2 separate regions of the Homo sapiens genome follow, and region 1 is linked to region 2. A link is a contact called in ENCODE Hi-C or POLR2A ChIA-PET data. All regions are on one chromosome and are shown on one strand. Each heading gives the region's core, a stretch centred on a gene start or an enhancer-like site at or near the end of the contact. The rest is flanking DNA. Distances are from core to core; before and after follow the strand shown. Region 1 holds the start of STUM (stum, mechanosensory transduction mediator homolog). Region 2 overlaps ITPKB (inositol-trisphosphate 3-kinase B).

Region 1 (3,621 bases), core at 954-3,453, 95 kb before region 2:
TGGATGTCTTTCTGACATCCAAGATATTCAGCAAATCATCTGGAAAACTGGGGGATGCAAATCCACTGACGTCCCTGAAATCCTTTTTCTCCAGGAGGAATGATTGACTGGCCCTAAGACAGTTCAAGTGCTCTGCAAAAGAATATTCACAGAATGTGGGTTATTTTCTAGGTCTCTGAATAAAATACTGGTTATATAGAATTGATTCTGGAGCCAGATTGCCTGCATTCAGCTGCCAGCTCTACCACTGATTAGTGGGGGACTTTGTGCAGCCTGTTTAACTTCTCTGTGCTTCAATTGCCCCATCTGTAAAATGGGGTAATAAATAATCCTTACTTTGTAGAGTTATGGTAAGGATTAAAAGAGTTAAAATGTGTAAAGGGTTTTTAGAATGATGCCTGGCAGAGAGTGCTTGGGTAAATAAGTGTTTGTTGAAAATAAAACAAATCTGCAAATAGTTAACTGTAGTCATTGCTCAAGTCCCTTTGAGTATCGCCTTCTTTGGGACACCTCCCCGAGGCCTCCCCCACGCTAGCTGGCTTCACAGATAGGTCCATGTTGTCGCAGCACCTCCAGCACATCACAGCTGCAACATTCCTCACTGTTTCTGTAAGTCTATCTTTGTAGTTGTCAGTATCTCTCAGCTCATTTCTTAGATTCTTGAAGGCAGAGGCTGGATTTTACTCATTTCTCTCTCCCTGGAATCTAAGTCTTAGTAGGCCTTCAATAATTGTGTATTAAATGGAAGCTTGCTATGATTTTAACCAACACAGTAACTCCAGGCCAGAAAAGGCTAAGCGAGTTCTTCTAAGCCATACAGGTTTTAGTGGCTGAACAAAGACTAAAATTTTTAACCCTGTTCTTCTGACTGCCAAACCTAAGCTAATGACTCGTGTGTGTGTGTATCTGTGTATGTGTACACACGCATGTGTGTGTCCACCAGTATCATCACTAACCCCTGGCCATTTGCTTTTAAAATTATTTTATTCAGAGACTTATACAATAAGTATAAGTATACAATAACCCATGTTCTTTTAGCCTCTTCTGAGACCCTGGGTTGTTTATAATAATAATCACTATTATTCCTGAAGGGAGGCTATTGCACCCTTCCAATTATTCAGACGATTTGCTGACTGTCTGGATAATTCCGAAGCCTTTAACCCCTCCCTAACGTTAGAGGCGGTAACTTTCATCCGTTTACTTTTTCCAGGTGCGGAGGCGAAGCAGCCTTATTCAGAAAATCGAATTCAAACAGGACCTCAAGCTGCCGGCTGTTGCTTCTACCAACTGCCCCATTATTAACGCCAGACGGCGCTGTGTCCTCACTGGCTCTTTAACCACCACGTCGGGCTCACAGAAGGCTCAGGTTTCCTCCAGTATAGTTCAGGGGATGGTGAACGCTTCCCAACAAGCCTGCAACAGGCGCATTTCTTTCTGCTTTTGGTGCGTGTGTGTAGGGAAGTGTCCCATCTTTTAACTAGTCTTGCGGAGACCTGGCCTGGTGTTTGCAAATCTGTTTCCTCTATTATCGATCCGATCTCTGGATTGCTTTTTCTCTGACACTTGAAACAAATTCACTCCTATATATTTTTTAAGTGATTTTTTTTTTTTTTTTTTTTTTTTACAAAATAGAGCTGGGGCGGGGGGGGGGGGGTCTCGCTACGTTGCCCAGGCTGGTTTCGAACTCCTGGGCACAAGTAATTCTCCCACCTTGGCCTCCCAAAGTGGGGAATACAGACGGGAGCCACTGCGCTCGCCCCAAACAAAATCATTTAAATCACAATGCACTGAAGGCCGACTAGGTGTCAGGCGCCGCGCGGTCCGTCCCTTGTCCCCATGTCCCTGGCCAAAGGCTTGCTCTAGATCAGGGGACTCAGCCTCGAGGCTTTCCCGACGGTGTCAGCCAAGCACACACTCCCAGTTCGCAGGGCTTCGTGGTCAAGGTTCCTAGTTCACCTGTCTGGGAGGGCGAGGTGTGTCCACCCCTTCCAGCACCTGGGCAAACAGCTCCCTTTGCGGTCCTCTTCCACTGCTTTCCCTCCGCCCTGATTTTCCATTCCTTGTGAGCGGTGGTTTTGGTTGGGGGGAGGGGGCGGGGAAGGGGCCTGGCGAGGAGGGGCGTCAGAGCGCTGTCACCGGGTGTCGCGCCGCCCTCCCCGCCCCTCCGCCGGGCGTGTGGGGACGCCGGAGGGCGGGAGTCTCCGCGAGCCGCGCGGCGCACGGAGCACGGCGGCCGCCTGAGCTCGGCGCGGAGCCCGGAGCCCGCAGCCGACAGTCTCCTGCTCCCGTACGCTGGGCGCCAGCTCCGGCCGTGCTGCCCGGCTGCCTGAGAGCGCGCCCGGCCATGGAGCCCTCGCACAAAGACGCCGAGACGGCGGCGGCGGCGGCGGCGGTGGCGGCGGCGGACCCCCGGGGGGCGTCCTCGTCCAGCGGGGTGGTGGTGCAGGTCCGCGAGAAGAAGGGCCCCCTGCGCGCCGCCATCCCCTACATGCCCTTCCCCGTGGCCGTCATCTGCCTCTTCCTCAACACTTTCGTGCCGGGACTGGGTAAGACACGGCTGCCGCGACCCTTGCGACCCCCACCCCGCCGCGGGAGGGCGTGGGGGGAGAGAAGGGCGCGGCCGGAGACCTCCTGGCGGGGCCGCGCGCTCCAAGTGCTGCGACCACGCGCCACCGCCCGCTCCTGGCGTCCCCGGGCAGGTGGCAGAAGCGCGTGGAGTGTGCACCCCAGAGGGGAGAGGCTGCGCTGGGGTCTCCGACCCGCAGGCGGGGCCCCAAAGAGCCGGAAACTTTGCGGCCAATGTTGGAGCCCGCAGCGGCGGCCGGAATGGCTCTGCCGGCTTCGGAGTAGGGCTCCCGTCCCGGCGCCCCGATTTCTGCTCCTTCTCTCCGTCGTGTGCATCCGTCCGCGAGCCCACTTCCCCGAGAGGAATGGGGTCGGATCAGAATGAGCTCTAGGGCCTCGGCGGCGAGGATCAAACTCCCGGGCGTCGAAGTCAGCTGAGCCGGGGAAAGAGGACGAGCCGGGCTAGATATACCTGCAGCCCCCTTTGGTTCGCGGAGTGCGGACCGCGTGGGGACGAGAACTCTAGCCAGAGTCTCCTCCGCCTCATTCAGGGGTACCTGCACTTCCGCCAGCACCCCGCAGGGCGCCAGGGGGATGGGGGATGATTTTATTAGTTTGGATGCATGTGGCCAGAGATGAACCCATAGCTCCCTCGGATCCCTTCTGTTCCTGAGAAGTAGAGAGTGCGCCGATGTAATTCTGTGCAGGACTCCGGCAGCCGGCAGGGGTTCTGGTGGCATCTATGTCCCACGTTTTAAAGCAGAGGCCCCTTACAGAGATGGTGCAGGAGGGTGAATGGAGGCAGGGAATGAGAAGTTTTCCTGACCCTCCCTCCCTTAACTCCACCCCCAGGTCTCTGCCTGCACGCCCCTCCCCTCCTCCAGCTTGGCACTGGCTGCTCCTGCGTGCTGGGAGGTGCCCCCCTCTCCCGTGCCCGCCCGAAGAACCAGGCGCCCCAGTGCCCTCTCCGGGAGAAAGCGTGCCCCTGTCGGCGAGCCTGTTGCCAACGTATGGTTCCAAGTTCCCAAGAGCAGAGGCCAGCTGGAAGGGGTTTTC
Region 2 (3,847 bases), core at 845-3,344:
CTGGGGAAAGTAAATCAACATTTGAACATAATCATGTATAGGAAGCTTCTGTGTGCCCATAGCCAGAGCTAAGAACTTTCCTGCCAGATACACATAGGTACAAAGGGATAGAAGGGAAAGAGCCATCATTTTGTAAACCACAAACACAAAGTAAATATATTAATTAGGGGAAAATTACATTTACTTATAAAGTTTGTCATGTTGTTTCTTTGGAGCTTATGTTTCTATTTCTGTTCCAATAAATATTTTAAAATTTCCAAAAAAAGATCGAAGAGCAAAGCAGAGAGAATGCAGTTTCTCAGAGACCCTGGCTCCAACATCAAAGGCGGTCAGCATGCTCCTCCCTTCCCCGAATTGTCTGCCAGTCCCAGTTTGCAGCCATGGCAGAATGAACCAGCTACCCCACAGGCATCCCGCAGGTGCCTCTCGCCTGGCTTTCGGTGCCAGGCACCGTCTGGGCTAAATGGAGAGTCCTCGGCAGAGGGCTGACAGCTGGGCAGGGCTAGAAGCCACTCTGCTCTGAGGCCTGAGCCCCCTACACAGCCATCCCGCCTGAGGAATAGGCTGATGTCTCCAAATGTCTGGCCTTGGGGCGGGCCACCCACATTCTGAGCCTGTGCCTGGAGAAGCTTACAGCTTCCAAAGGGCGCTGAGAGAAGCCAAGCCCCCTGAGGTGGGCACGGGTGGGGCCCGAGGCTGCCCTCACTCGCCGGCCTCACCTTGATTCCCTCGATCCTGAACCCCAGGGTGGCCGTGGAGCTGATGGTCTCCCGCCACTGCATGTACCGTGGCTTGGTCACAGCCCGCTGTGCTTTTTCCTCCTCGGTGGGGGCCTCGGGGTCCACCTCGATCATCTTCTGGTACATGTCCTTCCGCAGGCTGGGCTTCTTCCGGGCCTTCGTGAGCTCCTCCTCCAGGTAGGTCCTACGTGGGAGGGAAGGCGACATGAGGGCCGAGGCCTGGGGCAGGGCTCACCAGCAGCTCCTTTCCTGCCTGGTGGATGAAGGTTTGGGGCGTGTGTTGCCCAACAGCTGCAGTCAGCTCAGTGCCCTGAGTCAAGGCACGTCTTTCCGAGGGGACGGCAGACTCTGTTCCAGCTGGGGCTGGCTCTAATTTTTCTTTTCTTTTTTTTTTAGACAATTTTTTTAGTAGATAAGGGAGTCTCGCTATGTTGCCCCGGCTGGTCTCAAACTTCTAGCCTCAAGTGATCCTCCCACCTTGGCCTCCCAAAGTGCTGGGATTACAGGTGTGCACCACCACCCAGCCTGGGGTTGGCTCTTGATCCAGGAGAAAAGGTGCAGCCTCACTGAATCGGACTGCCTTCACTTTCACTCCAAGCCCATCGGCTGGCCTCACAAAGCCCAAGGAGCTCCTCCTCGGGAGACCCCCACAGGAACCAGCAGAAGAAGGAAGACGGAGGCAGGGCAGCAGGGGGTGTCGGGGGTGGCTGGTCCTGATCCTGCTGCTACGGTGGAGCTAAGAGAGGGGACTGGGGGCAGGGTCTACTCAGGGCCCCACTAGATCCCCTTGGCTGCCTCGGCCCTTCCATAAAGCGAGGGCTTCCAAAGCCAGAACCTGTCCTGGTGGGAGAAGTGGTCTGTCCTCAAGTCCCCATCTCTGCTGCTCTCAGGCAGCCTGAAGGCTGAGCCTGCCCATAAGTGTCTCTGGCTCTTTCCAAAGAGGTGAAATCTTCTGGAGCACAAAGTTCAGGTCAGAAAGTGGCCTTGGAAGGGGTCCCAGTGTGGATGGAGAAGGCCGTATTGTGGGGGAAAGGCAGGGGGCTCCCTCAGCCTCTGCTCATCCCAGAGACATGCCTGGTGCACCCCACCCCATCGACACCAGGCCTCCTCATAGGTGAGCCCCCAGTCCAAAAAGCCTGAGAAAATGCTTCCAACTCAACTGCCTCACGGCCCTGGCCTCCACACGAGCAGCTCCAGCTGAACTGGCGGGGACCACCTAGACACTGGGGAAGGTAACAGGGGCAGGGACAGCAGAGCACTTGAGCAGCCGGGGGCTGAATCGCTGGCCCTGAGCTGCCGGGACACGCCACCTCCCCCAGCACACAGCTCTGCGCTTCTACCTTCTCCAGAGCAGAGGTGGGGTGAGTCATCCCACCCCCGCTCCTCTGCTCTCCTTTTAGAGCCCCAGTCTCCCTACACAACAGGCTCAGAGGCTGCCCACAGCCCTTGAGGAGGCAGAAATCAGCAGTGTCAGTTGCAGGATGGGGAAGTTTTCTCCCCTTTGCCCTGTGTGGGCGGGAGCTGCCCACAGAGGCCCCGCCCGCCTGCCCTCCACCTGGCCCTCCACTCTTCCTGCATCTGTCTCCCAGGCCTTGTTCCAACACTGCCCACCAACTTCTCCAAGTTGCTGGTTTGGGACCCAGAACAGACTAAACAAAAACTACAGCCTCTTAAAAATGACAGGCTTTAGAAACCACTGTATTAATTGAAATTTGCACGGAAAGAAAAGGGAAGAAAAAAACAAATCCTTTGGGTGTGAACTTAGGCCTGGCTGGTTAGGACCTTCCAGGAGGTGATGAGGGCTGGAGGGGGAAGTCAGTAGCTTTGGGTTGGGCCCTTGCATGCACACACAACCATGTGCGCACATACACACACATGTGCTCATGCACACACATGCACATAAACGCGGACTCCTGTGCACCACTGCACACACACAGGTGCACCCATGCAGGACACGCACAGAGCACACCCCTCACATGCAGAGCCAGGTCAGTGGTGACGGGGGCATTGAGGCAGGGGCTGCGTGTGCATCCATGTGTGTACTGTGTAGAAAAGGGGCAGCCAGGCTGTGGGAGGGACTCCTGAGGGCGCTGTAGGGGACCGCATGGTGGGTGGCTGCACTTCTGCAAAGAGCTCTCAGCACCCCCTTAAACAGGAAGCAGACCTCAATGTGAAATCCCTTTTCACATGGCCTTTCTCCAAAAAGGGCCCCCGTGGCTCAAAGCGGGCAGTCACTCACTGCCCAGGAGAGGAAAGAGGCTGGGGGGAGATGTCCACAGGGGGTGCCAGCTGGATGGTGGGGCGGGATGCCCACAGGAAGGTGAGGCTCAGCCCCTCCCCACACTCCCCTGCCTGCCCGAGACAAAGTCGAAGCTCCAAGCCATGCAGGGAAGCAGAGACCTGCTCGCCCACTCACAGGACGCTGGGGGAGGAGGGGACTCAAGATCAGGTGGAGGAAGTGCTCCTTTGAGACAGGCCAGCCCAGGGAGCCAACAGGTGGCAGGCGAAAGCCACCCAGAGCTCCTAGGTGCTAGGGGCGGGCTCTCACCTGCACTCCCCAGGCCCCTGGTCCCAATGTCAGGAAGACAGTGTTGACTCTCCAGGACAAGTCACAAATCTCAGAGCATGCCCCAGAGCCACTGAGCACATGTCGGCGGGAGCCAGAGTCCCAAGAAGCCCCGACGTGCAGACGCCACCAGCAACTGCATCACATTCTCCTTAGTGCCACCCTTCTGCCCCCGCCATGCCCAGCATTGTTTGGTGACCGGCCCTTCCCTTTCTCTGTGACATGTCTCAAACTCTCTTGCCCTGGGACTCAGCATGTGAGGTAACCCTGGGCTCCAGCCTCCTCACCCTGTCATGGAAAGGCCACATTCTAGAGGTGACCATGAGCAGCCAGTCTTGGGAGAGGCCCTGCAGCCAAGGGTTCTGGATGAACGCATTTGGGGGAAGGCACAGTCCATGGCCCAAATGGAACTAGCCTGGCACCCCAGGGAAATGCCATGGAAGCTGGGTCCCACACAGCCCCCTTGGGAAGGGCTGGGCTGCAGCTGGGGGCCTGATTTGCAGTCAAGCAAGCCTGGTGCAGAACTGCACCAAGCTGCTGC

What was found. A loop is a pair of places that touch in the nucleus more often than their neighbours do. ChIA-PET counts read pairs that join two places held with the same protein, here RNA polymerase II (POLR2A). Pooled maps may share reads with other maps.
Region 1: a loop to region 2 is called in a map of mesothelial cell of epicardium, with 11 times the contacts of the local background. The contact joins the promoter of STUM here to the enhancer-like site in region 2. A Hi-C loop is called at or near these places in 6 of 168 maps with a recorded cell type or tissue (MCF 10A, ascending aorta, dorsolateral prefrontal cortex and 3 more) and 7 of 50 pooled maps. POLR2A ChIA-PET finds 5 or more read pairs at or near these places in 1 of 52 experiments (Panc1).

What each region holds. Positions count from the first base shown.
Region 1 is chr1:226,546,561-226,550,181 of GRCh38, forward strand. It overlaps STUM (stum, mechanosensory transduction mediator homolog), which reads left to right and starts at 2,204. Exons shown (of 4, transcript NM_001003665.4): 1 at 2,204-2,546. The coding sequence starts at 2,345. RefSeq lists a silencer at 1,188-1,482.
Region 2 is chr1:226,641,202-226,645,048 of GRCh38, forward strand. It overlaps ITPKB (inositol-trisphosphate 3-kinase B), which reads right to left. Exons shown (of 8, transcript NM_002221.4): 5 at 720-924. Among named protein-coding and RNA genes, the nearest start is that of ITPKB-IT1, 32 kb to the right of the region's middle. RefSeq lists enhancers at 1,245-1,912, 2,177-2,236, 2,347-2,426, 3,037-3,136, 3,247-3,847 and silencers at 1,967-2,261, 3,265-3,487. Within about 2 kb of position 2,095, at least 18 of the 41 ENCODE cell types and tissues checked have a DNase peak (open chromatin) inside an H3K27ac peak, as active enhancers do; they include dorsolateral prefrontal cortex, where a contact is called at or near this core.